Regions from separate parts of the Homo sapiens genome. Here region 2 is linked to region 1. A link is an interaction called in ENCODE POLR2A ChIA-PET data of the cell type or tissue named here. Cell type or tissue: OCI-LY7. All regions are shown on one strand. Links, peaks and the distances in the headings refer to the core of each region. The heading gives the core; the rest is flanking DNA.

Region 1 (2,923 bases), core at 184-2,683:
AGGGCATGATGATGCTCAGTAGTGTTATTGCTTCCTAAGTGATCCAAGTCACCTCAGCCTGTTGGGTTGAGGGAATCCAAGTCCCCTAACCCTTTCCTTTAATTAATGAAAAGAATATCCCCTCCAGGCTTCCCTATCTCACATGCTGTGGCCAATCCAGTGATCTGACAATCCAGTGAGATTTCCATGAATTCTGGGGGCTTACAATATCATAGTTTCTGTTCCTCTTACTTCCTGCTTCCATTGACATCTAAGCCACTGAGCCAGTCAGCCAGCGTGCCTTGTGAGGTTGTTCTCTTCTCTCTGTACCACCTGACCAAACAGTAGACATGGTGCCTCTAAGTGCAGCTGTCTTGTCAAACGGTCAAGGATAGCAGACTTGACTAAAGTTTTGCTTAGAGAAATGGAGGAAAGTTTGCATTATAACACAGCTTACATAAAAACTTAACATTAAATAGCAGACATAGCCAAGCATGGTGGCTTATGCCTGCAATCCTAGCAGTTTGGGAGCCCAACGTGGGAGGATTGCTTGAAGCAAGGAATTCAAGACCAGCCTGAGCAAAATAGCAAAGACAGCCTGCCTCTAGAAAAAGCTTTAAAAAATTAGCCAGGTATGGTGGCACATGCCTATAGTTCCTGCTGCTCAGTGGCTGAGGCAGTAGGATCATGTTAGCCAAGGAGTTTGAGGCTGCAGTGAGCTACGGTTGCACCATTGCACTCCAGCCTGAATGACAGAGTGAGATCCTGTCTCTAAAAGAATCTAAAAAGAAATAAATCAATGGCAGACTCTGAGCTGAATCTCTTCAATTCCGCCACAGAGCACTCACTACTTGGTGACCAGCTTTGCCTTCTGGCCACTACTTCCCACCATCTGCACTTTTTCTTCTCTCAAATTTCTCACTCCCTGGCCTCCTGTCCAGCATAAAGATGGTCATTTGAAGAGAAATGCTGTCACCTGAAAGGGAGGTGAGCATTGGAGACCATTAAGCAGATGGCAAAGAACTCTAGGTGACATCAGTTTACCATGCAACTGCCCTGGGTCATGAAGGTTGGGGATGTGTCCTCTTACTATTTGGGTGGTTGGAGACTGTGATGCAGCAGCATTAACGCCTCAGAGAACTGAAGCAGAGGCTGCCCCAAGAACAAAGCAACAGCTAGAGCAGCAGGTGAGCAGAGCTGCAGGCAGAGGCCGACTGTGTGTGAGAGACTCCCCCCTTTTTTCCTGGAGACTTTTAGACACAAGAATGGGAAGGACTGAGACCCGGCCACTAGCAGGTGGAGGGTATTAATCCAGCAACTATACGAACAAATAATGACTTTGCCTAGGATGGACAAGCTGATGGGCCTTGGGGAATATTCAAGTAAATCTACCAAGATATAGAATAGGATGCAGTGCCTTGCCTTGCTTACCTTGCCTTGCCTTGCCTTGCCTTTTTGAGATAGGGTCTCAGTGAAGTGGCACATTCACAGCTCACTGCAACCTCAACCTCCCAGGATCAAGCAACCTCCCACTATCAAGCATCCTCCCACCTCAGCGTCTTGATTAGCTGGGACTACAGATGCACACCATCATACCTGGCTAATTGTTTCATAAAATTAAACAATAAAAATTTTTGTAGAGACAAGGCCTCGCTATGTTGCCCAGGCTAGTCTCATACTGCTGGATTCAAGCAATCCTCCTGCCTTAGCTTCCCAAAGTGCTGGTCATGCAGGCATAAGCCACTGCACCTGGCCTGCTGCAGTTTCTTGTGTTCTCACATCCTCTTTCAATATCCAGAAAAGATACATCATCTTCCCAACGTGCAAACCAAAAAATGAATAAATCTACTCTAAGCTGTGGCCAGTGCTTCTTAAACTTTAATGTGCATATACATCATCCGGGGATGTTGTTAAAACAGATTCTGATTCAATAGGTCTGAGGTGGGGCCTGAGACCTGCCTCGCTGACAAAAGCATCCATGTGATGTTGATTCTGCTTGGGCCACTTTAAGAAGCAAGGGTATGGGAGCACCCCTGATGTGCTCCTTGCCCCCCCAACCCCCCACCTATATTTGCAAACAATGACAAAAAATAGGCACTGAGGGACAAAAGGTAGTTCGTAATCTAAAAGGATGATAGTTTATGGTAGCTTCCAGGCTCTATAGTGAAATGGGGGTGGTGGGATGGGAGAGGAGAAGCATTCCTGAGGCTCCTTCATGGCTCTCTTAATGAGAAAATTCATTTTATCTTCATTGGACTAGCCCAGTAACAAAATGTGCAAATACATTCCCTACTGCAAAGCTGTTCCTTCTGAGGGGCTTGACGGTTTGCTGTCTCCTGATTGCAGTTCCCTGACCCATCGGTAACACTCTTCTTAAAAGGTGGCTCAGTATGATGTTAGCGGGGATTTTTAGATTCCAAACTTGACATTTTAATTATAGAATAAAAGACTTGGACCATTTTCAGAGAACAAGATAGGGGATTATTTTGAGGGACACTTTGGTGTCCCTAAATCAACTTGGAGAGACAGCTAATTTCTAACAGCACTACATTCACCTTGCTTTAATCAGATCTTCTCCTAAGCACTCAATAAAATGTAACAATGTACTGGGGTGAGTCTTTGTCCCGGGGTTATTTGAGCATTAGCTGTGGCAGCTGCATCCAGCCCCAAGTGACATGTATGATCAATTCTTGCCAACATGAGGGTCACACATCCAGCTCTTCCTTTATACAGACAGCCCTTTGCAGAACGGCTCCCCAAAGGGTTATAATTAGAATTGTAAAAGCACATAAACAAAATACAAGCCACATGAGCCTGCCTGCCCAGCTTCAGGAAATTTGAAAGTGTCAGAGAAAAATCTTTGTTTAAAAGTTTTTAGGACAAAAATACAAAAGAGTAGAATTAGATTGAAACAAAATGGTCAAACAAAAATAGGGCAAAATAG
Region 2 (2,923 bases), core at 188-2,687, 250 kb after region 1:
AGCCACGGAGGCCAGCTGAAAAAGAACATGGATGAAAATGACAAAGGATGGGTCAACTGGAAGGTAATTAAAACAGATAAACTCTCACATAATTCCAAGTATTTTTATGTTTCTAAAGGTCTACATTTTGTACCTAAATTCTATATAATGCTACTTAATACAACAATCTCCAGATGCAATCTCTGAACCTAAGTCTAAGATTACAAATCAGAGATGCTGAAGAAGGGAGTGAGACATCTGGTAGCTTGTATTTGTTCTCATTAAATCTTCCCTATTTTATGGTCAACTTTTAAAACGTATTTTTAAAAAGAAATAATTTTAAGGGCCTTTATATCATTTCTCCCTAACATACTAGCTATACATTATATGTTACCTATAAAAATGAAGTCACTCTAAATTTTGGAAGTGTGCCTGCATTCTGTTTCTTCTTACTCTGTGCTGGCCACTATCCACATGTGGCTATTGAACTTGAAATGTGACAGTCTGAATTGTGAATTGAGATGTGCTATGAATGTGAAATACATACTGGATTTCAAAGACTCAGTACCACAAAAGAGAAAGAATGTGAATATCTCCTAGGTAATTTTTAAAATATTTATTATATGTTTAAATGATAAACTTTTGGGTATACTGTATTAATAAAATAAATTGTTAAAATTAATTTCACCTATTTTCACTTTTTAAAATTTGGATACTAGAATATTTAAAATTGCCTATGTGGCCTCACAGTTTTTTCTATTGGACCAAATTGTTCTCAGTCATTGGTAAAGGTGACTAAATAGATTGGCCTTGGTACCAGTCCCTGAGGAACTTGATCCTATTTAGGGAAGTACTGGGTTATCCCTATACCTTTTTTCTTTCTCAAAGTCAGTTCTCTCAGTGACACACTTTCCCTTTCACACTCACTAATTCCATAACAAAGGCATTTATTTTATTAATAGCCTATGATATGAAACATTTTCAAAGGCTTTTAAGTTTTTAAGTACAGTATATTTACCAAATCCTGTATTTGTGCCCATTTTTCCAAGAACTAGTGTAATAAATTAAAAGAGGCATGTTTTCAGTTATTTTGCGACTTGTTAAATTTATCATTTATACCATCACCTTTCCAGAGAGACTTGAGATTCATTGGTCTCTAATTAATCAGGTTCCTCTTGGGGCCTTAAATTTGTAATATAACATTTTCCAGAAAACTGGCTATTTATTAATTATACATTTTAGGAGAGAGTTCTTTTGCCTCATTCTTGGTTTCATTAAAAATTATGGATAAATGTCATCTGAGCCTGGTGATACATCTTTTATGCAGTCAATGTGGCTTACAAAATCATGACTGCCAGCTATTGTTCAATTTTGTACCTGTGACCTGACAATTTTGGTGAAGAAGTTTTCAAATGTGTGTCTCTTTGTAGAAACAGATACATGGAATTAATTAAATCTATAAACTATTTCCTTTTCTTTTTTTCTTTCTTTTTTTTTTTTTTTTTTTGAAACGTAGTCGCTTGCACTGTCACCCAGGCTGGAGTGCAATGGTGCAATCTCGGCTCACTGCAACCTCTGCCTCCGGGATTCAAACAATTCTCCAGCCTCAGCCTCCCGAGTAGCTGGGATTACAGGAGCCCGCCACCACACCCAGCTAATTTTTGTATTTTTAGTAGAGACAGGGTTTCACCATGTTGGCCAGGCTGGTCTCGAACTCCTGACCTTGTGATCCACCTGCCTCAGCCTTCCAAAGTGCTGGGATTACAGGCATGAGCCACCGCACGTGGCCAGCTATTTCCCTTTCATGATTCATGTAGATGGAGAGGAAGTAATTGGAGAAGGCATTCTTTGGTCATAGAACAATGTGAGCAAATATGTGGCAGTAAAAATGCGTTTGTTTTGTTGGAACAGAAATAAAGTTGGAAAAGTAGATTACTGCCATATTCAGGAAAGAGTTTTTAAATTAAGGATTTCAGATTTTATCCCACAGAAAAAGATAAAACATTGAAAGTAGTGTTTTTAGAAAATGAGCCTGCTATCAGTGTGTGGAAGTAGGTTGGAGGGGTCTGAGGCCAACAAGGAGGAAATAAAATTAAGAGGCTATTTAAATGATCAAAGTGTGAGATATAAGAAATTGATGTAGTAAATTCAAAATAATGCATTGTAATTATATTATTTCAAACTTTGTTTCATATATTTTTGAATGGATTTGTTTTGGGAAAAGAGAATAATCATTTTTAGCCAACTTTCATAAGGTCTTATTAATTAGTAACCTCTTTCCCTGTTGTCTTAAAGGATATCCATATCAAACCAGAGCACTATAGTGAACTCATAAAGAAAGAAGACCTGATTTACCTTACGTCAGATTCACCTAATATACTGAAGGAATTAGATGAATCAAAGGCCTATGTGATTGGAGGATTAGTAGATCACAACCATCACAAGGTACTATTAAATTTTTATTTTTGCTTTTGCTTGTTCTTAAAATTGATATATCACCATTTCCTGAAAGTAACAATAATACTAATGATAGCTCATCTTTATTGAGTGCCTACTATATGTCAGTCACCTTCTGAGCTAAGCAAAGTATTTCACATAAGTTAGCTTGCTTAATCTTCACTCAACCCAGTGAGATTAGTGCTATTATTATTTACGTTCCACAAGTAAGGAATTCATGGCACAGAGAAATTAAGTCTAAAATCAACAGTAGTAGGTGACAAAGCAGCTATTTGAAACCAGGCTGATTGCTCTGGAGTCCACATGCTTAAATGCTGTCTATGCTTTACTGATAGAAGATTCTGCTGCTAATCAATTGCTAAGCCATTGGAACTTAAACTAGTTTTTAAATATGTTATTTTCATGGGATGTTTTTTCTATTATCTTTCATTTGTACTTTTCTCTCTTCCCATCCATACCTTTATTTGGATGAAAAATTACAGAAATG

Evidence for each region. Peaks named below come from ENCODE experiments on the same cell type or tissue, not always from the same donor. Only the 100,000 strongest peaks of a DNase experiment are listed, where the experiment ranks them.
Region 2: POLR2A ChIA-PET joins it to region 1 with 5 read pairs; 18 of 35 experiments call an interaction of 5 or more read pairs at or near these places.

What each region holds. Positions count from the first base shown.
Region 1 is chr4:99,803,505-99,806,427 of GRCh38, reverse strand. No RefSeq gene overlaps it. Among named protein-coding and RNA genes, the nearest start is that of DAPP1, 12 kb to the left of the region's middle. In OCI-LY7, for the core only: no CTCF peak of the experiment used is centred there; a DNase peak (open chromatin) is centred at 1,737.
Region 2 is chr4:99,553,286-99,556,208 of GRCh38, reverse strand. It overlaps TRMT10A (tRNA methyltransferase 10A), which reads left to right. Exons shown (of 8, transcript NM_001134665.3): 5 at 1-63; 6 at 2,275-2,424. Among named protein-coding and RNA genes, the nearest start is that of TRMT10A, 9.3 kb to the left of the region's middle. In OCI-LY7, for the core only: no CTCF peak of the experiment used is centred there; no DNase peak of the experiment used is centred there.